3 separate regions of the Homo sapiens genome follow, and all the other regions are linked to region 2. The links are chromatin loops, found by intact Hi-C in ENCODE. Cell type or tissue: HCT116. All regions are shown on one strand. Region 1 has its middle 15 kb from the start of THEMIS2. Region 2 overlaps TAF12 (TATA-box binding protein associated factor 12). Region 3 has its middle 10 kb from the start of PHACTR4.

Region 1 (8,000 bases), 750 kb before region 2:
CAGCCGCCCCGTCCGGGAGGGAGGTGGGGGGGTCGGCCCCCCGCCCGGCCAGCCGCCCCATCCGGGAGGGAGGTGGGGGGGTCAGCCCCCCGCCCGGCCAGCTGCCCTGTCCAGGAGGGAGGTGGGGGTGTCAGCCCCACGCCCGGCCAGCCGCCTCGTCCGGGAGGGAGGTGGGGGGGTCAGCCCCACGCCCGGCCAGCCGCCTCGTCCGGGAGGGAGGTGGGGGGGTCAGCCCCCCCGCCCGGCCAGCCGCCCTGTCCGGGAGGGAGGTGGGGGGGTCAGCCCCACGCCCGGCCAGCCGCCTCGTCCGGGAGGGAGGTGGGGGGGTCAGCCCCCCCGCCCGGCCAGCCGCCTCGTCCGGGAGGGAGGTGGGGGGGTCAGCCCCACGCCCGGCCAGCCGCCTCGTCCGGGAGGGAGGTGGGGGGGTCAGCCCCCCCGCCCGGCCAGCCGCCCTGTCCGGGAGGGAGGTGGGGGGGTCAGCCCTCCGCCCGGCCAGCCGCCCCGTCTGGGAGTTGAGGGGCGCCTCTGCCCGGCCGCCCCTACTGGGAAGTGAGGAGCCCCTCTGCCCGGCCAGCCGCCCCGTCCGGGAGGGAGGTGGGGGGGTCGGCCCCCCGCCCGGCCAGCCGCCCCATCCGGGAGGGAGGTGGGGGGGTCAGCCCCCCGCCCGGCCAGCTGCCCTGTCCAGGAGGGAGGTGGGGGTGTCAGCCCCACGCCCGGCCAGCCGCCTCGTCCGGGAGGGAGGTGGGGGGGTCAGCCCCCCACCCAGCCAGCCGCCCCGTCCGGGAGGGAGGTGGGGGGGGTCAGCCCCCCTGCCCGGCCAGTGGCCCCGTCCGGGAGGTGAGGGGCGCCTCTGCCCGGCCGCCCCTACTGGGAAGTGAGGAGCCCCTCTGCCCGGCCAGCCGCCCCGTCCGGGAGGGAGGTGGGGGTGGTCAGCCCCCCCCGCCCGGCCAGCCGCCCCGTCCGGGAGGTGAGGGGCGCCTCTGCCCAGCCACCACCCCGTCTGGGAGGTGTGCCCAACAGCTCATTGAGAACGGGCCAGGATGACAATGGCGGCTTTGTGGAATAGAAAGGCGGGAAAGGCGGGGAAAAGATTGAGAAATCGGATGGTTGCCGTGTCTGTGTAGAAAGAAGTAGACATGGGAGACTTTTCATTTTGTTCTGCACTAAGAAAAATTCCTCTGTCTTGGGATCCTGTTGATCTGTGACCTTACCCCCAACCCTGTGCTCTCTGAAACATGTGCTGTGTCCACTCAGGGTTAAATGGATTAAGGGCGGTGCAAGATGTGCTTTGTTAAACAGATGCTTGAAGGCAGCATGCTCGTTAAGAGTCATCACCAATCCCTAATCTCAAGTAATCAGGGACACAAACACTGCGGAAGGCCGCAGGGTCCTCTGCCTAGGAAAACCAGAGACCTTTGTTCACTTGTTTATCTGCTGACCTTCCCTCCACTATTGTCCCATGACCCTGCCAAATCCCCCTCTGTGAGAAACACCCAAGAATTATCAATAAAAAAATAAATTAAAAAAAAAAAAAAAAAAATGAGTGTCCTCATCAGGACAATACCTTCCTCTCGTTTTAGTGAAGATGGTACTGTTGGTAGTGGTGAACAATCACTAAGCACCTGCCTACCTACCTACCATGTATCCATTTACAGCACGTCATCTAATTCTCATAGCCCCAAGAGGAATTCTGTTTTTATCCCCATTTTATAGATGAGAAAACTGAGACTGAGACTAAACAAACTTCCCTATGAGCCCCCTGTACTGAAGACAGGATTGAAACTCTAGTCTGAATCCAGAGTTTAAGGTGGGGATATGCTTGGTCCATAGGTGGCACACCCTTTAGTTTTTGTATTTTTAGTGGAGACGGGGTTTCACCATGTTGGCCGGGCTGGTCTCGAACTTCGGCCCTCAGGTGATCCAACTGCCTTGGCCTCCCAGAGTGCTGGGATTACAGGCGTGAGCCACCGAGTCTGGCCTGTTTTGTAGTTCTTTAAAAGATGTCCAAACTGAACAACTTACTGGAAGTGTGTTAAAGTATGTTAGATATAGCTGAGATGAAGTCCTTCCTGATGAGAAGGTTATGCCATGCATTTTTTTTCTTTTTCTTTTTTTTTTTTTTTGAGACAGAGTCTTGCTCTGTCACCCAGGCTGGAGCACAGTGGCACGGTCTCGACTCACTGCAACCTCCGCCTCCCAGGTTCAAGCAATTCTCCTGCCTCAGCCTCCTAAGTACCTGGGATTACAGGTACGCACCACCACGTCTGGCTAATTTTTGTATTTTTAGTAGAGATGGGGTTTCACTGTATTGGCCAGGCTGGTCTTAAACTCCTGACCTCGTGATCCGCCTGCGTCGGCCTCCCAAAGTGCTGGGATTACAGGCGTGAGCCACTGAGCCACCATGCATTCTTGCTTTCAGAATCTGAGTTGCAGAGTGAAACTTGGATTGGCATTTCAAAGAAGGCACAACAGAATATACATACCTGCAAGGATTTTTTTTTTTTTTTTTTTTTTTTTTTTGAGACAAAAGTCTCACTCTGTCCCCCAGGCTGAAGTGCAGTGGTGCGATCTCGGCTCACTGCAACCTCCGCTTCCTGGTTCAAGCGACTCTCCTGCCTCAACCTCCCGAGTAGCTGGGACTACAGGCACCAGCCACCATGCCCAGCTAATTTTTGTGTTTTTAGTAGAGGTGGGGTTTTGCCATGTTGGCCAGGCTGGTCTCAAACTCCTGACCTCAGGTGATCTGCCTGCCTCAGCCTCCCAAAGTGCTGGGATTACAGGCGTGAGCCATGGCCCCCGGCTGATATTTCATGTACTTTAAGGGCCCGGTTAAGCGGAAGCAGAACTGGGGAGGCATGTATGTGTGGAAACCTGGCTTAGCTGGCGCCATACTTCTGATTCCAATTATGTTTTAGGTGCCCTCAGAGATGAGCACTCCAAGATGGGGCTCAACTGCCTGTTACCCTAATTAGCTCTGGATGACAATACAGATGGATGAGCCCCTTCTGTTCACTCCCAGGATCAGCAGTGGCCTCATACTCATGTGAGCACAGTGCTGCTGAGGGACACAGCCTGTCCCTATCTTGGGACACAGGCCCACCCCGGATGAGAATTGACTGCTGGTTTCCCCGAAATCCTGTGCCTACTGGTGGGCCACCTGCTGAGAAGGGAAGGGAGACCCATGTTCCCCTCCCCGGGGGGGAGACGGTGGCAAATCCTGTGGAGAAAGACATCTACTGACTGAACGGCCCGTTCCCCAGGGGATCCTGGCCCAGGATCAGCTGTTTGATGACCGTTTGCCTAAAATATGCCCACTACTAAATATAGGTCAGAATTTCAGAGTCAAAAGAGACCTGGGAGGTTCTGTCTAGACCCTTCATTTTGCAAATGAGCAAACTATGGCAGTGAGGACTTGCTTCATTCAACTTGGATGGATCAGACGTCTATGACTTGGGCCTATGGAAGTGCACCACCCCTGCTACCCCAGCTACTACAAGAGGCTCACCTAGAGGGAGACAGCCAGGCACTCAGATGCTGTCTAGACCCTTGACAGCTCGAGTGGAAGGATGGAGCCGGCGAGAATAGCAATAGGAATTTATTACCTGAGGCATGTGGACCATGGTTTTCCCAGCAGAGGGGCCACCATGAGAGGGGTGTGGAAAGAGGACATGGGATGGGGGTGGCTGGTGAGTGGGAGCGGGGAGGAGAGCCTACCCTATAAGCTTTGCTAGGGAATTACCAGGAAGGCACTGAAGGATATTTTTCTTAAAAAAAAAAAAAAAAAAAAAAAAAGACATGCTCAGGTAGATGTTTTGGAAAATGCAGAGAAACTGACATCACACACACCCTCACCTAGAGCAGGGGAGGCTTCCTTGGGAAGGTCTCAGCACGGGCAGTGAATGGTCAGGTTCAGATGATAGAAAATCCATGGGGTAGCAGGTGAATAAGGGGTCCCTGGCCTCTCATGAATCTCTCCACGCAGGGAGACAAGCAGGTGTTCTAGTGCTCTCTTTCTCACAGCTTAGCAGATCTAGAGAAAAGTCCAGGTGTTTCAAGAAGACTGAAGACGGCTGGGCTCAGTGGCTCACACCTGTAATGCCAGCACTTTGGGAGGCCAAGGCGGGCGGATCACCTGAGGTTAGGAGTTCGAGACTAGCCTGGCCAACATGGCGAAACCCCCATCTCTACTAAAAATACAAAAATTACCCGGGCATGGTGGCGCACACCTGTAATGCCAGCTACTCGGGAGGCAGAGGTTGCAGTGAGCAAGATCGTGCCACTGCACTCCAGCCTGGGTGACACTGCGAGACTCTATCACACACACACACAAAAAAGACTGAAGAGAGAGTTCTCCGTTAGTTCTGCCTGTGGGAGGGGAGGGGGGGCTTCAAAGAGCATGACATTGGATGTCTCCACGTGGTGGAGGGGAGGGTGCTCCACGCAGGGGCTACTGTGGGAGCACAGATGGGGCAGAGTGGACTAAAGTCTGGCATATGCCGGGGTGGAGGGAAGGTCCTTGAATGCCTGTGGAGTTTGGATGTTCTCTGTGGAGAGGGAATAAAACCATTGCCTGTTCCCTGGAGGGAATTGGATGCTGAAGCTTCTACCTTTAACAGGGGCATGGGTGCAGTTCCAGCCTCTGCCAGCAGGCTGGGCCCTGTGCCCACTTTTGAAAGACCTTCAGGGCTGTGGGGCATGAGATGAGAGAGGGAGGGAAGATAATCTGGCTCACTGCCGGGCACTTTATGTGACTTACCTCCTTAATTCCCCCGGGCACAGCCCTGAGAGGAGGTTGGCAGTGTCTGCATTTTACAGATGGGGAACTTGAGGCTCAGGGTACACAGACCCAGGTCACAGCCCTGGCAAGCCATGCAGTGGGGATTCTAGCCCGGCCCTGAGGTTTTGGAGCAGGGACGGTGCAGGGGAGTCTCCAGCCCAGGCTCCTCCCCTGCTCTTTCCACATCTGTGACAGGCTCTGGATTTTGTTCCCTGAGTTTTTTTCCTTCTCGAGTTCCTGTCCCCTCTGTCTCTATCTCTGTCCCCTTTGTGGTATGTGGGGCTTCAAGTACTACTGAGTCTCCACAGCTGTGCCAGGTTGGGCCTGGGCAGCTCCCCATAGAGGCTGGCGCCCATAGCCAGGGGCAGGGTTACCAGCAGGAAGTGCACCCCTGAGCCCCTCACCGCGGCTCCCAGCCTGCCTGCCTCGGTGGCCCCCACATCCCCGCCTCCCCAATCAAGGCATCTGCTCCCACTGTGCCCCATCCTGTTGGCAGCAGTCCTCCCTCTCCTTTGGGTCACTGGCAGCAGCATCCAGACTCACCATTACTGTCCTCTCCTTCATGGAAAATTAAGCAAACCCTCTTGATTCCACTCCCCGCCAGCTGCCCCAGCCGCCCTCCCATTTCTCTGCTCCACTTTCTGTCCCTAGTTCCTCTCCTCCATTTGCTGTTGAACCTACTCCAGGCAGGCTCTTCCCCCAACACTCGCTCCCTCCACAGTTGGTCATGTTTGCTTCTCTGCGGCCCCTCATTTCCCTCTGAGTGAGAGCCAGCCTCACCCTGCCCTGCACGCCGTCACCCTCCCGTCACCTCTCTGCTTCCCCTTGCTCGCTCCCCTATAGCCCATGGGCTTCTGGCTGCTCCTTCCACCCTCAGGGCACATGCCTGCCCTGCCCCTGTGGCTGGGCCTCTCTCCCAGGCATCAGCAGGGCTCCCTCGCTCCCTGTCCCTACGTTGAGAAAGAGAAAAGCAGGCCCTGACCTCCTGGAGCCCGCCTGGAGCCCAGCGGGGCTTCGGTATTCTCCAGCTGAACCTAAATGACTTCACAGGACATCAGCAACAGACAAACCACCTGGGACCACGATGGATCACGACACAAACAGGGCCACTCCACAGTCATGTCTGAGCACAAATAAAACATGAACAATGTCCAAGCCACAAAAAGGACCAATCATCCCTGCAGTGGGTGTTGACCTGTAGGCCCTAAAACATTCATCCAGGACCTCAGAATGTCACAGTTGAAGTAGGATCTTTGCAAGTGTAATTAAGGTAAGGATCTTCAGATGAGATCGTCCTGCATTAGGATGGGCCCTAATCCAGGAATGACCTAATAGGAGACAGAAAAGGAGGCCGGGAGTGGTGGCTCACGCCTGTAATCCCAGCACTTTGGGAGGCCTAGGCGGGTGGATCACGAGGTCAGGAGTTTGAGACCAGCCTGGCCAACATGGTGAAACCCTGTCTCTACTAAAGATACAAAACAATTAGCCGGGCATGGTGGTGTGCGCCTGTAATCCCAACTACTTGGGACGCTGACGCAAGAGAATTGCTTGAACCCAGGAGGCAGAGGTTGTAGTGAGCCAAGATCACACCACTGCATTCCAGCCTGGGCGACAGGGAAGACTCCATCTCAAAAAAAAAACAAAAAAAACAAACAAACAAAAAAAAAAACTGGAAAAGGAGAAGACGGGGACACAGAAGGAAAGGCCATGGGAAGATGTGGAGGTTAGAATGATCTGTCTACAAGCCAAGGAGCACGAGGATTGCCTCAGAGCTTTCAGAAGGAACCAACCCTACAACACTTTGATTTCTGGCCTCCAGAACTGTGAGAGGATACATTTATGTTGCTTTAACCTGCCAAGTTTGTAGTCATTTGTTACAGCGGACCCAGAAACGAATACAATCCCCCTGTCCTGGCTCATAGGAGACGCTGTTGCTTCTTACTGATCACAGCTCTAGCTTTGGTCTAGTCTTGCCTCCCTCTAGATAAAATGTATTAATGTCCTCAGCCATAGAAATACCCTTGCTTCTGCACAGCATCCAATCCAGAGTGAAGCCCTGCTTTCTTTTTTCTTTCTTTGAGATGGAGTCTCACTGTCACCCAGGCTGAAGTACAGTGGCATGATCTCAGCCCACTGCAACCTCCACCTCTCAGGTTCTAGTAGTTCTCTTGCCTCAGCCTCTAGAGTAGCTGGGATTACAGGCACGCACCCCCATGCCTAGCTACTTTTTGTATTTTTATTAGAGACGGTGTTTTACCATGTTGGCCAGGCTGGTCTTGAACTTCTGACCTCAAGTGATCCACCCTCCTCAACGTCCCAAAGTGCTGGGATTACAGGCGTGAGCCACCATGCCCAGCCCGAAGCCCTGCTTTCTTAAGCACTCAAAAGTCATCTAACCCAAATCCTGTAAGTCCTTTCTAACACAGCTTACTGAGTTGCCCCACAGTTTCCCATGGCATGTGCTATCCCTATGATAGCACATAGTCACGAACCCAACTTACTCAGATGCCCCTCTGTTCCTGGGAGTCTGTGGCTGGAGGGCATTGACAACGTCTTGGCCCCAAGGCTAACATCTCAATGAGGCCAACCCTCCTCACTCCCAACCCCTTATCCCCGACCTCCCACTTGCTCCACTGTTCCCACAGCACCATCCCCTCTACCACACACCACCCTACGGTGGTATCGTTTACTTATTGACTGCATATTGTTTATGGTCTGCCTTTCCCCTCCCCTCACTTGAGTGTAAGCTCCACTAGGGGCAGGGGCTGTTGTCTGTTTTGATTCCCAGTGTATTCAAAATGGCTGGAACAGCCTAGCACATCGCTGGCACGCCATAAAAATTTGTTGAATGAATGAATCGATGTTGGGACAGGAGCAAACCAAGGAAGCGCCTAACCAGCCTGGCCACCAGAAGGCTTCGCTGGAAAAGGGCTGTCAGGGCTGGGATCTGAGGGATAAATAAAGGTTATCCAAGCACAAGAGTTGGGAGGAGAGGCCGGGCGCAGTGGCTCACACCTGTATCCCAGCACTTTGGGAGGCCGAGGTGGGTGGATCACTTGAGGTCAGAAATTCAAGACCAGCCTGGCCAACATGGTGAAACCCCGCCTCTACTAAAAATACAAAAAATAAATAAGAAAGAGTGGGAGGAGTATTCCAGCCATGTGCAAAAGGCTGGGGAAGCGAGGAGGTGTTTCAGGATTGAGGAAATGCAAGTGCTTTGATG
Region 2 (8,000 bases):
AGGAAAGGCAGAGGCACCAGTGTACATTGTGCCACTCCTTTTGAGTCTCAGGCCTCTAGGTTCTCCTGTAATTCAGCATCCACACTGACCCAGAGGGATCTTTTTAAAGGACAGTTTTGGCTTGGCCGCCTCCCTGCTAGAATCCTCCTATGGCCCCACACCTACAGCATAAAATCCAAATCCTTTTGCTCTAATCCAAGCCTTTCATCACCTGGAGCCAGCTGCATCATCTCTAACCACTGGCCCAGGCGGCCAAATTCTGAACCAGGTGCAGCTCTGGACTTCGCATATGCTGTTTTCTGTGCCGGGAAAGTCCCAGCTCTCTCTCTCTCCCTGTGTTATCTGATCTGCCTGCAACACTCAGGTAGACATCACTTCCTTTTAACCACATTATCCCAGCTGCCAAAAATAGGACAGGCTTTGCTGTCAAACCTGGTTTGAATCTCAGTTCCACTAACAGTGGGACCCTGACTAACTCACTTTATCTTTCTAAGCCTCAGTGATTTAAAAATGGGGATAATAGGCCGGGCGCGGTGGCTCACGCGTGTAATCCCAGCACTTTGGGAGGCCGAGGCGGGTGGAACACGAGGTCAAGAGATCGAGACCATCCTGGCTAACACCATGAAGCCCCGTTTCTACCAAAAAATATAAAAAATTAGCCGGGCGTGATGGCACGCGCCTGTGGTGCCACCCCAACCCTGAGGGCCAAGGAGAGAACTCATCCACCAGGAAGGGAGGGGTCAAGAGAAGGGGCCTTGGAGGCCATTTAGAAGGATGGACACTGGACTAAGGGCACAGGTCTGAGTCCTGACCTGCCTAGTGACCTTGGACAGGTCACACGACCTCTCCAGATCTCAGCATTATCTGTAAAATAAGGGCCACATTGGATGACCTCTGAAGGCCCCTTCTTTTGTAACTCCAGGTAATTGTAAGACCCTAGCTTAACTCTGCTTTCCTCCTCCCAGCTTCACGCCATGCAGGCACAGGGGATTCTTTCCAGGATGGCTCCCTGGTCCCAGATGGCTCCTTCTGTGTCCTTGGAACTCATCCTGTTGTTACAGCCAGACCCTGCCCCTGTCTTTTGGTTAACTCCTTCTTGGGAAAACGTCTCAAGTCTTTTTTTTTAGATGGAGTCTCACTCTTGTCGCCCAGACTGGGGTGCAGTGGTATGATCTTGGCTCACTGCAGCCTCCACCTCCTGGGTTCCTGCTATTCTCCTGCCTCAGCCTCCCGAGTAGCTAAGATTACAGGCACATGCCACCACGCCCGGCTAATTTTTGTATTTTTAGTAGAAACAAGGTTTCGCTATGTTGGCCAGGCTGGTCTCGAACTCCTGACCTCAGGTGATCCACCTGCCCTGGCCTCCCAAAGTGCTGGGATTACAGGTGTGAGCCACCACACCCGGACTCAAATCTTATCACCTTTAGTCCAAAAAACTGTAGCAACTTCCGGCTAGTATCCCTCCTGCCTGCTTCCAATTCCACCTTCCACACTGGCAGCCAGAGAGGCTTTTAACATGCAAACATAGTTACACCACTCCTTCATCTGAAACTTCAGGGGTTCCCAAAGGCTCTGCAGTGGTGTGTGTGTGTGTTTTTTTTTAATGTGTGTGTGTGTGTGTGTGTGTGTGTGCAGTGGTTTTCAAAACTTTTTATCTGTTTTGAGCATTAGAATCCTCATCTGACGGAATGTTTCTCAGAGCCCTAAAAATGTCCAACAGTTAAGAAAGATGTTATGCAGACTGAAGAAAAGTGGAAAGCTTGGAACCAGCCTGCTGGGCCTCCCACACTACAGCCTGCAACACACACACAACACACAGCAGCCTCCAAGGCATGGGCACTGAACTGAGGGCTCCACGTACCTTCATAAGAAGCCAGGATAGGCTGGGCACAGTGGCTCACACCTATAATCCCAGCACTTTGCGAGGCAGCGGTAAGCAGATTGCTTGAGCCCAGGATTTTGAGACCAGCCGGGGCAACATGGCAAAACTCTCTGTTTTTAAAAAATTAATTAAAAAAAAAGGAGGCCAGGCATGGTGGCTCACACCTGTAATCCCAGCACTTTGGGAGGCAGAGGTAGGAGAATCACCTGAGGTCAGGAGTTAGAGGCCACCCTGGCCAACATTATAAAACCCCGTCTCTACTAAAAATACAAAAATTAGTCGGATGTAGTGGCGCACCTGTAATCCCAGCTACTTGGGAGGCTGAGACACAAGAATAGCTTGAACCCGGGAGGTGGAGGTTGCAAGAGCCGAGATCGCATCACTTCATTCATTCCAGCCTGGGTGATAGAGTGAGACTCTCTCTCTCTCTCTTTTTTTTTTTTTAGATGGAGTCTCCCTCTGTCGCCCAGTCTGGAGTGCAGTGGTGCAATCTCGGCTCACTACAACCTCCGCCTCCCAGGTTCAAGCAATTCTCCTGCCTCAGCTGCCTGGCTAATTTTTTATATTTTTAGTAGAGACGGTTTCGCCATGTTGGCCAGGCTGATCTTGAACTCCTGACCTCAAGTGATCCACCTGCCTTGGCCTCCCAGAGTGCTGAGATTACAGGCTTGAGCCACTGCGCCCGGTCACCTGGGTCTGTTTTTATTCATCATTGTATCCCTCTGCTTAGGACAGGCATGGGATTATAAATACTTGCTGAGTGAATGAACAAGTCCCTCAATATGCAGATAGGACAAGACTGAGATAGATGACGCCACTTACTTGTCACACTGCAAATCAAGAACTGGGGTCTTTTGATTCTACCTCAGCTCTTTCCATTAAACTTCCCCGATTCCTGTGTTCCCTTCTGTCTTAGTGGAGATCTCAAAACTAATTCTAGATTCCTTGGCTGCCAAGGTCAGTGACTCATCGTACTACTGAAACCCAGCTGGAGGCCCCTTGGTGTTTGGTATCACCAACAGAATATCCTTTATGAGTGTCACCACTGGCATCAGGAGGTTCTGGGGAAAGTGAAACCCTTCAGCATCCTCGTCCTGATGGTTGGCCACAAGAGTGACCTGTTGGTGAGCACTGGGTGACACCACAGGGAAAGAAGCTGGCTGCCTCTTTGGGGCATTGAAACTTCAGCCAAGAGCAACAGTAACATTAGCACAGCCTCTGAGGAGCTCACTCAGTGTATCTGTGAGACTGTGAAGTGGGGGGGACATGGGATCTAACTCAGGGTGGGAGGGAATTTTGAAATGCAGGGTCTCATCCTGGGCCAAGCTTCAGGACGCAGAGGACCAAAGCAAATCAAGGTGGCTGTGCCTGTGCTAGTGACCCTTGGGTAGGACAGCCATCCTCCCTAGAGCCCACAGAACTCTCACAATCCACAAGGGCCATGCTGGGCCCAGGACAGGATGATGCTAGGTGCCACTGAAGGACATGACCCAGAGGTCTGGAAGGCGCCTGGTTTCTTCTGCATGATGGTGAAAACACCAGGATCAAAGATAACAGCAACTAAGAAGAGATGGGCACCTGCACAGACATGCCTATCCTGAGGACAGGGGCCTACTCCCATCCTTTCTCAGGGACAGGGACAAACACAGCTTTCTCCAGGAGTTCCAGAAGAGCAGGTCAAAAAGGGTTTTTAGGCCGGGCGCGGTGGCTCACGCTTGTAATCTCAGCACTTTGGGAGTGCGAGACCTGTCTGACCAACACAGTGAAAACCCCATCTCCACTAAAAATACAAAAATTATCTCGGTGTGGCGGCAGGCGCCTGTAACCCCAGTTACTTGGGAATCTGAGGCAGGAGAATCGCTTAAACCTGGGAGGCTGAGGTGGCAGTGAGCCAAGATCACATCACTGCACTCTAGCCTGGGTGACAGAGCTAGACTCCGTCTCAAAAAAAAAAAAATTAAAAAAAAACAAAAAAAACCAAAAAGGGTTTTTAGGCATATAACATTGCCAAAACAAGGATGCCTCTTCAGTTGAGGGCCGTGAGAGAAGGTCACCCTACTCAATTCTTATGGCCGAGAAGCTGGACTCAAACTCCTGCTGATGTTATGGCCTCCCTTGGGGTAAAATGATGGAAAATCCCTGAGTTTTTCTCAAACACCAAAATGAATAACGATGCTGCCACCTGCTGACTAGAGAGCTACAATCCAGGCTTGCTTGTCCTGACTCCCTCTGGGATTTCAAAGGTACCCTGTCTTTCGATTAATAACTTCTTTATTCTGGAAAAGCAAATGAAAGTCATATTCATATAAACACTGACATTACAAAGTACAGGGAAAAGGGGAAGGGAGAAGGAAACAAAACCCTTTACAAATCCTGCTAATACTGTCTTACCCAAAAAGACCATAATGCTTTGTCCCATATTCAGTCACTTATATAATAAACCACAAATAAAATCTTCTCTGGAAGATACATTGCTCCTCTTTGAGATGGCAGGGAAAAGGGACCGGAAGTTGGGGTAGGAGGCTTTATTCTTTTGGCAGATCCTCTCAGTCATTATAGATATTGCTGCACTGTTAATAAAAAATATATGCTTCTCTGTAAAGCATTAAAAAAAAAAATCCAAGGATGAGATGGCTGAGTTCTCAGCTCAAGTATCTCCAAATACATTGCTGTCCATTCCCTGACCTTTCCGTGTGTTATTTCTTGGTTGTTTTCCGGATCAATGCCATTCTCTGAAAGGAGAGACAAATAAGCAGTTATACAGCAGCAGCTGGAGTCAGGAGCTTTCTGGAACATTCTGTGTGGCTAGCAGGCCTCATGGTCTACACTGTAGGCCGCAGCCCTCAGAGACCTGCAGTCACAAGGCATCTCAGTAGATTCCTTTTAACCAGAGAGCAGTCTGCAAGGCCCCAAGAGATGTTTAGATGGGCTAGTGGACCCATTTCATCCACCAAACTGCTCTAGGCTAGCAGAATGGCAAAAAAGTTAAAAGCAGGAGAAAGTGACAGCTCTTGAGTTTTGGTGACTTAGAGAATAAGCTGGCAAAGCATGTGTTTTCTTTCTTTCTTTTTTTTTTTTTTGAGATGGAATCTCGCTCTGTTGCCCAGGCTGGAGTGCAGTGGCATGATTTCGGCTCACTGCAACCTCTGCCTCCCAAGTTCAAGTGATTCTCCTGCCTCAGCCTCCCCAGTAGCTGGGATTACAGGCACGTGCCACCACGCCTGGCTAATTTTTGTATTTTTAGTAGAGACAGGGTTTCACTACATTGGCCGGGCTGGTGTCAAACTCCTAACCTCAAGTGATCCACCAGGCTCGGCCTCCCAAAGTGCTAGGATTACAGGCATGAGCCACTGCGCCTGGCCAAGCATGTGTTTTCTGGGGTCCCCTGACCCCAATCTTTTCTCCAATGATGGACACAATAGGGAAGGGGCCTCAATTTCAAAGTGTTGCCACACACAAAGGGAGCTGACATTTCACATCTCATGACCTGCATTGAAGGGAAACTGAAGACTAACAACTTCTACCACAGTCCATCATGGAAACACTCAGATCATAGGTTTCATGATCTGAATTCTTTTACTATTACTAGCTACTAGCCAAATTAACAACTTACTTTGTTCATTCTTTTTGACCAAATACCAATATTATGGCATTTGTCGACTAAATAAATAGGGCTGAAAATGGTTAACTTGGGAGCACAAAGTGACAGTCCATTGTTTGCAGGGACTCTCTTCTGAACAGTGCAATCTTTCCATTCAGGAAACTGGTGGCTTCCCTTTAGGGCTTGCTTCGTGAGCTTTACAAACACCGGCTCCAGAGATACCAGGCTATGGCGAAGCAGGGGCACTCAACCAGGACTGCCCAGTTGTGCCTGCTAAGCTTGGAAAAAGCTCACGTTTCAAATCAGAGTAGCCACTTAAGTTAAGACAGAAAGGATAACAGCCTTGTCAGAGGGAGGCCAACACTGCTGTTGGACTGACCAAAGATGGGGATGACTTGCTCCACAGCAGAAGTAGTATTCTCACACTGACTCCTAGGTTCCTTGTTCAGAGGGAACCTTGTTCAAAGGTAAAACCAGGACACAGGCCAGAATGTCCAGCACGGCAGCCTGGATACTACCTCTCAGAACAAGTACAGCACATTTTTGCTTTCTTTAACCTGCCCTCTCTTCATAGGACCATATATGGTGTTGCAATCAGCAACAATGAAGGAAGATTTCATTAAGGAGGTATGGTGGGGCGAGCTGCATCCATATTAGAAGAACCCAGAATCAACAGCTTTAAGTGACACTCAACAGAGTTACGAGAAAAAACAGACCACATGTGGGAACAGCACAGCACCATGTGAATATCTTATTGATCTCCCGGAGACCGCTGCTGCCTCTTGCCCTCTCTGACCCTTGCTCCAGAGAGTGAAGTTTGCTGTGTGGAGGAAGCGAGGCCCCCTAGAAGGTAGCTGTGTGTATCCACTCTGAGACGTAACTCAAGGAATCAGCCCTGGCTGTCCCCAGGGCTCTGGCATTTCCTCACCTGTTTGTGAGCTTCTGTGGTGCAAGCTTTTTTGTAGGGTCGGATTTCTTCAGAGCCAAATCCTGGGATCCACATGTTCCACTGGCGCTCTGCAAGGAAGAAGCCAGCACAGAGATAAACGTACCAAGAAGGCAGTACCAGGAGTGCAATGTGACCCCCTTGGATCAGGGAGGATGAATGTGGGCATCTGGCTACTAACTCCACAAAGGGATTCTATTACAAATAGGGAAAATGGACATGGCTTCTCCAAGGTTTTTTCTTTTTTTTTGGAGACAGGGTCTTCCCACTCTGTCACCCAGAGTGGGGTGCAGTGGCACAATCTTGGCTCACTACAGCCTTGACTACCCCAGCACAAGCGATATTCCCATCCTGGCCTCCCAAGTAGCTGGGACTACAGGCGCATGCCACCATGGCCAGCTAATATTTCTTATTTCTTATATTTCTTTAAGACGGAATTTTGCTCCTGTTGCCCAGGCTGGAGTGCAATGGCGCAATCTCGACTCACTGCAATCTCTCAGGCTTCAACATTGAATATGCCACAGGCTCATTTGCCAGGTTCAAGCAATTCTCCTGCCTCAGCCTCCTGAGTAGCTGGGATTACAGGTGTGTGCCACCATGCCTGGCTTTTTTATTTTTTATTTTTTGGAGATGGAGTCTCACTCTGTTGCCCAAGTTGGAGTGCAGTGGTGCGATCTCGGCTCACTGAAACCTCTGCCACCTGGGTTCAAGCGATTCTCCTGCCTCAGACTCCCGAGTAGCTGGGATTCCAGGCATCTGCCACTGCATCTGGCTAATTTTTGTATTTTTAGTAGAGATGGGGTTTCACCATCTCGGTCAGGCTGGTCTTGAACTCCTGACCTCGTGATCCACCCACCTCGAACTCCCAAAGTTCTAGGATTACAGGCGTGAGACATCGCACCTGGCCTCAGCTAATTTTTTGTATTTTTAGTAGAAACGGGGTTTCACCATGTTAGCCAGGCTGGTCTCAACCTCTTGACCTCAGGTGATCTGCCTGCCTCAGCCTCCCGAAGTGCTGGGATTACAGGCGTGAGCCACTGCGCCTGGCTGTATATTTCTATTTTTTGTAGAGAGGGGGTCTTGTTATGTTGAACTTTTGGGCTCAAGCACATCCTCCTGCCTCAGCCTCCCGAAGTGTTGGTATTACAGGCATCAGTCACCATGCCTGGCTTCCTCCAAGGTTTCTAAAGGACAAAATTCAAGCTTCTTGCAAAGAAAAAGAGGTAATTTAGTCAAAGCTGTGAATGCTGAGACCTAAGGTTTCCATGCAGCTTATCCAATTCACAGAAAATAAATATCATTTATTTCTTTAGTTGTCTTAATCCTAAGGCTCAAAGTAACCCCTCTCACACCTAAGGGACATGAAGGCACTTCAAGCATTCTGGAATTAAGAGCCAAAGCTGAGGTCTGCTGCTTCACTGAGCAGCTGTATGACGCTGGCTCCCAGTTTCTTCATTTTTTATGTAGCTGTAACAACAGTAATAACCACTGACAGGGTGGTTGGGGCATTCAATGACATAAGGCATGTGAAGTATTCAGCCCAGAGCCTAGGGTAAACATATAGGTATGGA
Region 3 (8,000 bases), 240 kb before region 2:
TTATAATTACTTTCTTTTTTTTTTTTTTTTTTTTTTGTGTGTGGAAATAGTCTTGCTCTGTTGCTCAGGCTGGAGTGCAATGGCGAGATCCCAGCTCACTGCAACCTCTGCCTCCTGGGTTCAAGCAATTCTCCGGCCTCAGCCTCCCAAGTAGCTGGTATTACAGGCACCTGCCACCACACCCGGCTAAGTTTTTTTGTATTTTTATTAGAAACGGGTTTTCACCGTGTTGGCCAGGCTGGTCTCGATCTCCTGACCTCAGGTGATCCACCTGCCTCTGCTTCCCAAAGTGCTGGGATTACAGACATGAGCCACTGTGCCCGGCCTATAATTACTTCTTAAACTATTCCCTTCCTTTCTGAACTGTGAATTCCCAAAGGAGAGGGATAGTGTCTGTTTCATTTATTCCTGTCTCCAATGTCTAATAGTCTCTTGGTTCATAATATTTTGGGTGGACTGTTCTCGTTAACTCTGTGAAAAAAACAAGATAATAATGCACATAAATACAGAGCCCAACATTTAGCAAACTCTTAATAAATGAGATTTGTTAGTAGTATTAACAACAGAGTATTGTACTGAGTTTACTTGCCTTGAGAAAACTAATGGGAAGAGCAACAAATTAAGATAGGTATTGTGAATCTAGCTCCGTATCTCACTTGTGATATGCCCTTGACGAAATGTCTGTTCTTCTCATTTTTCCACTATTTAAATGAACATAAGATATTCATCCTGGTGTCCCACTTAACTTGGTTGCCGTAAAGTCTGCCTTTTGCCAGACCACACCTGAAATGCTGTCCTGCGTGCCCCCAGTTTCTAGATTCCATACTATCCTTGTGCTTCTCTGCCTTCTCAGCTATTATTGACCCCTGACCTTTCTCCCTTCTATTTCTGTCTAGCTCCTCAGTTTGTTACACCAATTGGCTACCTCCCAGCTTTTAGCTTTGAAATACATTTGTCCTCATGATAAAGACCAAAATCCTTAAGATGCTAATGGAAGCCTCATCTTCTTCCTGCTGTCTTGCTCACTGTGCTCCGGCCACCTGGCTACCCTGAGGTTTCCCAGAGGCACGAATCTCCCTGACCAAGGCCTTTGGACCCAACAGTCCTTACGCTTGGAGCAGCATCCCCACCTCTTTATCGGATTCACCCCCAGTCAACTCCTGTTTCAGCTTTAGCAGCACTTCTTCAGGGAGCATTACTTAGCTTCCTTGGAAGAAATTAGGTTTCTCTGTTATATGCCACCTTCCGTATAGATCAGTGTAATACACTGTCAGGACTTCACATTTTATTGTATTTTATTTAATTCTTTTCTTGTCTTTTCTTTTCTTTTGAGACAGAGTCTTGCTCTGTCGCCCATGGTGGAGTGCAGTGGTGCAATCTCGGCTCACTGCAACCTCCGCCTCCCGGGTTCAAGCGATTCTCCTCCCTCAACCTCCTGAGTAGCTGGGATTACAGGCACGCGCTACCGCATCCGGCTAATTTTTGTATTTTTAATAGAGACAGGGTTTCACCATGTAGGCCAGGCTGGTCTCGAACTCCTGACTTCAGGTGATCCACCTGCCTTGGCCTCCCAAAGTGCTGGGATTACAGGCATGAGCCACCACGCCCGGCCTTATTTATTTCTTAATTTACAAAAATTGTTTCCAGGCTGGGCATAGTGGCTCACACCTTTAATCCCAGCACTTTGGGAGGCCTAGGCAGGCGGATCACCAGAGGCCAGGAGTTCGAGACCAGCCTGCCCAACATGGTAAAACCCTCTCTCTACAAAACAAAAAACCAAAAACCAAAATTAGCCGGGTGTGGTGGGTGTGCCTGTAGTCCCAGCTGCTCAGGAGGCTGAGGCAGGAGAATTGCTTGAACCTGGGAGGCGGAGGTTGCAGTGAGCCGAGATCCACCACTGCATTCCAGCCTGAGCGACAGGGCCAGACTCCGTCTCAAAAATAAATAAACAAATAAATAATTTGGCCGGGGGCACGGTGGCTCACGCCTGTAATCCCAACACTCTGGGAGGCCGAGGCGGGTGGATCACGAGGTCAGGAGATCAAGACCATCCTGGCTAACACGGTGAAACCCCGTCTCTACTAAAAATACAAAAGCCAGGCGCAGTGGCTCACGCCTGTAATCCCAGCACTTTGGGAGGCCGAGGCGGGCGCACCACGAGGTCAGGAGATGGAGACCATCCTGGCTAACACGGTGAAACCCCGTCTCTACTAAAAATACAAAAAAAAATTAGCTGGGCGTGGTGGCGGGCGCCTGTAGTCCCAGCTACTCGGGAAGCTGAGGCAGGAGAATGGCGTGAACCCGGGAGGCGGAGCTTGCAGTGAGCCAAGATCTTGCCACTGCACTCCAGCCGGGGCCACAGAGCGAGACTCCGTCTCCAAAAAAAATAAAAAATAAAAATAAATAAAAATAAAAATACAAAAAATTAGCCGGGCATGGTGGCGGGCGCCTGTAGTCCCAGCTACTCGGGAGGCTGAGGCAGGAGAATGGCGTGAACCTGGGAGGCGGAGCTTGCAGTAAGCAGAGATGGTGCCACTGCATTCCAGCCTGGGGGACAGAGCGAGACTCCCTCTCACAGATTAAAATAAATAAAAAATAAAATAAAATAAAATAATAAAATAAAATAAATAAAATAAAATATAAAATAAAATTAAAACATAATAAAAATTAAAAAAAATCTTTTTTGAGACAGGGTCTCACTCTGGTTGCCCAGGCTGGAATGCAGTGGTGCGATCTCGGCTCACTGCAGCTTCGACCTCTCAGGCTTCAGATGATTCTCCCACCTCAGCCTCCCAAGTAGCTGGTACTACAGATGCGTGCCACCACACCCGGCTAATTTTTTGTATTTTTAGTAGAGACCGAGGTTTCGCCATGTTGACCCAGGCTGGTCTCAAACTCCTGGACTCAAGCAATCCCCTCGTCTCAGCCTCCCAAAGTGCTGAGATTATAGGCGTGAGCCACTGCGCCCGGCCCAGAGACGGAGTTTAGCTCTTTTTGCCCAGCCTGAAGTGCAGTGGTGCGATCTCAGGTCACCGCAACCTCCGCCTCCCGGGTTCAAGCGATTCTCCTGCCTCAGCCTCCGGAGTAGCTGGGATTACAGGCATGCTCCACCACGCCCAGCTAATTTTGTATTTTTAGTAGAGACGGGATTTCTGCGTGTTGGTCAGGCTGGTCTCGAACGCCTGACCTCAGGTGATCCGCCCGCCTCGGCCTCCCAAAGTGCTGGGATTACAGGCGTGAGCCACTGCACCCGGCAGATCTTCACATTTTAAAAGAGAAATTAAGAATTCAGACTTGAATGTAAAATTCCTGGGGTTAAAATGTAAATCACTGTGGGCCAAATATCTGTAGGTTAGTGACTGCCTATGGCCTGCCTATTTGCAACCTGTGCTGCTCAACCTTTAGCTATACTTGGTAAGTATTTCTGTGTTAATCATCACTCCATCATCATTCCACTTATTAACTGTCCACTCCATGCCAGGCACTGTCTTGGTGCTTTACGCAGATGATTTCATGTAATCTCCAAAACCATCTGTGAGGTCAAGTAAGGTTCAGAGAGGTTAAGACGCTTGCCCACGGTCAGGAAGTGGTGGAACCAGATGCTATAGGTCTTTCCAATAGACTTTTGTGTGTCCAGGTACAATTTGTCAGTTTAGAATGGGAGGGCCTTGAATCTTAAATTCAGCTGGAAAAAAAAAAAAGGATGAGAGAGGCTCTGAAGCTCTGCCTGACAATGACAACAACCATTAATATTTGTTGCGTGCTCACTGTGTGCCAGGCCTTGTGCTAAGCGCTTTATGTGATCTAATTTAATCCTCACAACACCTATGTAAAGGAGCTGCTGTTATCATCCCCATTTTATAGATGAGGAAACTGAAGTGTAGAATAGGTATCTGATTGCTGTGCACGGTGGCTCACGCCTGTAATCCCAGCACTTTGGAAGGCTGAGGCAGGCAGATCACCTGAGACCAGGAATTAGAGACCAGCCTGGCCAACATGGTGAAACTCTGTCTCTACTAAAAATACAAAAAATTAGCCGGGCATGGTGGCAGGCGCCTGTGAGGCAGGAGGATTGCTTGAACCCAGGAGGCGGAGGCTTCAGTGAGCCGAGATCACACCATTGCACCCCAGCCTGGGCAACAAGAGCGAAACTCAATCTCAAAAAAAAAAAAAAAAAAAGAATAGGTATCTGATTTACCCAAGGTATAGAACAGGTATCTGATTTACCCGAGGTAAAGACAGAATTCAAATGCAGACAATTGAATGCCACAGCTCCCTGCTTTTAGCAATTTGGTTTTGTGGCAGATTATGGGATGATGACAGCAAAAAGGGAGAAATCTGTAAATCAGTCTTTCTCCAATCCAGAGCCTAATAGAGGACTCAATTGAAAGAAGAATCCCACCAGGTACTTCCAGGAACCTGATATTGAGAGATGTGGCCGGCAGGTGGCAGCAACATTCATAGTTTCTTCTCTAAATTCAGCAATGTTCAAAGCTATAGAGAGGAAACTATAAATTCACACTCATCATTTGCATATTATCTTCTGATGGGCCCAATCCATTCTTTGCCAATAAATGTGACTTTTAGTTTCTTAGCTCAGTGAGAACTGCCAGGCTTGAGAGAACCCTCAGGATTTGAAGCTGCAGTGAAATCATCCAATCCAACAAGCATCGTGGTGATTTTATTTATTTATTTTATTATTATTATTTATTTCTTTTAGATGTAGGGTCGCACTTTGTCGCCCAGGCTGAAGTGCCATGGTACGATCATAGCTCACTGTAACCTCAAACTCCTGGGCTCAAGCGATTTTCCTGCCTCAGCCTCCTGAATAGCTGAGACTGTAGGCATCCACCACAGCTGGCTCATTTTTATTATTTTAATTTTTATAGAGATGGGAGTCTTGCTGTGTTGCCCAGGCCAGTCTTGAACTCCTGTGCTCAAGAGTGACCCTTCTGGCCGGGCGTGGTGGCTCACGCCTGTAATCCTAGCACTTTGGGAGGCCAAGGCGGGAGGATCACGAGGTCAGGAGATCGAGACCATCCTGGCTAACATGGTGAAACCCAGTTTCTACTGAAAATACAAAAAATTAGCCAGGTGCAGTGGCAGACGCCTGTAGTCCCAGCTACTCAGGAAGCTGAGGCAGGAGAATTGCTTGAACCGGGAGGCGGAGGTTGCAGTGAGCCAAGATCGTGCCACTGCACACCAGCCTGGGCAACAGAGCGAGACTCCATCTCAAAAAAAAAAAAAAGAGTGAGCCTTCTGCCTTGGCCTCCCAAAGTGCTGATCCAGGCCCATTATGGTGATTTTAAACTGTTCAGTGGAACTGTATTTTAGTGATTCCCAACCCTTTTTGAGTTTGCGTTTTAAAAAATTATTTGGCTGGGTGTAGTGGTTCACGTCTGTAATCCCAGCACTTTGGGGGGCTGAGGCAGGTGGATCACCTGAGGTCAGGAGTTTGAGACCAGCCTGGCCAACATGGTGAAACCTCGTCTCCACTAAAAATACAAAAAATTAGCTGGGCATGGTGGCATGTGCCTGTAATCCCAGCTACTCTGGAGGCTGAGGCAGGAGAATCGTTTGAACCTGGGAGGCAGAGGTTGCAGTGAGCCGAGATAGCGCCATTGCACTCCAGCCTAGGGGGATAAGAGTGAAACTCCATCTCAAAAAAAAAAAAAAAAAAATTCAATAGCACAAAAGGGTATACGGTGAAAAGCCAATCTTTCTAGCATACTTACCCCAAATCCCACTATCTTCCTACCCCAGAGGAAAGCTGTGTATTCTTTCAGGTTTAGACTGAATAGAAAAGTATATGCATGGGCAGGTGTGGTGGATCACGCCTGTAATCCCAGCACTTTGGGAGGACGAGGCGGGAGAATCACTTGAGCTCAGGAGTTCAAGACCAGCCTGGGCAACATGGCAAAACTCTGTCTCTACAAAAAACACAAAAAAATTAGCAGTGTATGGTGGTGTGCACCTGTAGTCCCAGCTAGTTTGGAGGCTGAGGTGAGAGGATCACCCGAGCCTGGGAGGTCAAGGCTGCAGTGAGCCATGATCGGCTGCTGCACTCCAGCCCTGGTGACAGAGTGAGACTCTATCCCAAATAATCCTTTTAAAAAATGGCGATCTAAAAATATACACGGCCAGGTACAGTGGCTCATGCCTGTAATCCCAGTACTTTGGGAGGCCAAGGTGGGTGGATCACCTAAGGTCAGGAGTTCGAGGCCAGCCGGACCAACATGGTGAAACCTCATCTCTACTAAACATACAAAAAATTAGCCGGGCATGGTGGTGGCAAGGGTTAGGGATCACTAAAACACAGCTACTTGGAGGCTGAGGCAGGAGAATCGCTTGAACCCAGGAGGTGGAGGTTGCGGTGAGCCGAAATCACGCCATTGCACTCCAGCCGGGCAACAACAGTGAAACTCCATATCAAAAAAATAAAAATAAAAATAAAACTATACACTTATAGAAGAAAATTTAGGGGGACATTTTTGTGATCTTGGATTAGGCAAAGATTTCTTAGATATGATACCATCCATAAGATTAAAAAATGGAAATATTGGACTTACTCAAATATTTTATTTATTTATTTTTATTTTATTTATTATTTTTTTGAGATGGAGTTTTGCTCTTGTTGCCCAAGCTGGGGTGCAATGGCCCGATCTCGGCTCACTGCAAACTCCTCCTCCTGGGTTCAAGCAATTCTCCTGCCTCAGCCTCCTGAGTAGCTGGGATTATAGGCTTGCACCACCACGCCCAGCTAATTTTTTTGTATTTTTTAGTAGAAATGGGGTTTCACCATGTTAGCCAGGCTGGTCTTGAACTCCTGACCTCAGGTGATCTGCCCGCCTCAGCCTCCCAAAGTGTTGGGATTACAGGCGTGCGCCACCGCGCCCAGCTAATTGTTTTGTATTTTTAGTGGAAACGGGGTTTCACCATGTTAGCCAGGCTGGTCTTGAACTCCTGACCTCAGGTGATCTGCCCGCCTCAGCCTCCCAAAGTGTTGGGATTACAGGTGTAAGCCACCATGCCTAGCCTTCAAAAATTTTAAATTCTGCTGTGTGAAAGATTCTGTAAAGAGAATGAAAAGACAAGCCACAGGCCGGTCGCAGTGGCTCACACCTGTAATCCCAGCACTTTGGGAGGCCGAGTTGGGTGGATCACGAGGTCAAGAGATCGAGACCATCCTGGCCAACATGGTGAAACCCGTCTCTACTAAAAATACAAAAATTAGCTGGGTGTGGTGGCATAGACCTGTAATCCCAGCTTCTCGGGAGGCTGAAGGGCTGAGGCAGGAGAATCGCTTGAACCTGGGAGGCATAGGTTGCAGTGAGCTAAGATAGCGCCACTGCACGCCAGCCTGGCGATAGAGCAAGACTCTGTCTCAAAAAAAAAATAAATAAATAAAATAAAGAAGAAGGAAAGACAAGCCACAGATTGGGAGAACATATTTGTAAATCACATATCTGATAAGTATCACCTGCAAAATCTCCTCTCATTCCCCCTTCTAGACACTGCTCTCTCACCCCAAAGGGTAGCTGCTATCCTGGCCTTGAACAGAATATTTTTGCTTGTCTTGTATTTTATCCACATGAAATCAAACATAGTACTGTGGTCTGGCTTCTTTCACTTAACATTATTTGTGAGAATCATCTATATGGTTGAGTATGGTATGTTATAGGGCACAAAAGGCGTAAGGGACAACAAACATTTTGCAAAGAATTTTTAGCACCACTGAGTTTTCTGTCAAGATGATAGCTAGCCATTATCTTGAAAACTAGGTGATGGACTGGATCTAATGGAGCACATGGATGAATCTGAGCACTGCAAGGGATGGTCTGGGAGGTTTTGTACCTTTCCTTCCATCCTCTCAGCCTTCCCAATGGGCAAAGCTTTTGAAAACAATTCAGTGAGGGCTTCAATTCTCCTTGTATCTTTCTCTCTGTTCTGGAGCTTTTCCTAAACCATAATGTAGGATACTGGTGAGTGCCTACCCAGAA

The links. Peaks named below come from ENCODE experiments on the same cell type or tissue, not always from the same donor. Only the 100,000 strongest peaks of a DNase experiment are listed, where the experiment ranks them.
Region 1: a loop joins it to region 2, with 9 times the contacts of the local background. A loop is called at or near these places in 2 of 110 quality-filtered maps.
Region 3: it touches region 2 in a loop (5-fold over the local background); 52 of 110 quality-filtered maps call a loop at or near these places.

The regions. Positions count from the first base shown.
Region 1 is chr1:27,853,573-27,861,572 of GRCh38, forward strand. No RefSeq gene overlaps it. Among named protein-coding and RNA genes, the nearest start is that of THEMIS2, 15 kb to the right of the region's middle. RefSeq lists an enhancer at 2,966-3,260. In HCT116, a CTCF peak has its summit at 4,653; a DNase peak (open chromatin) is centred at 4,669.
Region 2 is chr1:28,598,961-28,606,960 of GRCh38, forward strand. It overlaps TAF12 (TATA-box binding protein associated factor 12), which reads right to left. Exons shown (of 6, transcript NM_005644.4): 5 at 6,412-6,500; 6 at 3,890-4,614. The coding sequence ends at 4,579. Among named protein-coding and RNA genes, the nearest start is that of RAB42, 11 kb to the left of the region's middle. RefSeq lists enhancers at 113-694, 3,479-3,979. In HCT116, a CTCF peak has its summit at 4,065 (motif pointing left); DNase peaks (open chromatin) are centred at 2,851 and 4,069; H3K4me3 peaks cover 803 bases; H3K27ac peaks cover 2,518 bases.
Region 3 is chr1:28,355,400-28,363,399 of GRCh38, forward strand. No RefSeq gene overlaps it. Among named protein-coding and RNA genes, the nearest start is that of PHACTR4, 10 kb to the right of the region's middle. In HCT116, a CTCF peak has its summit at 4,433 (motif pointing right); a DNase peak (open chromatin) is centred at 4,484.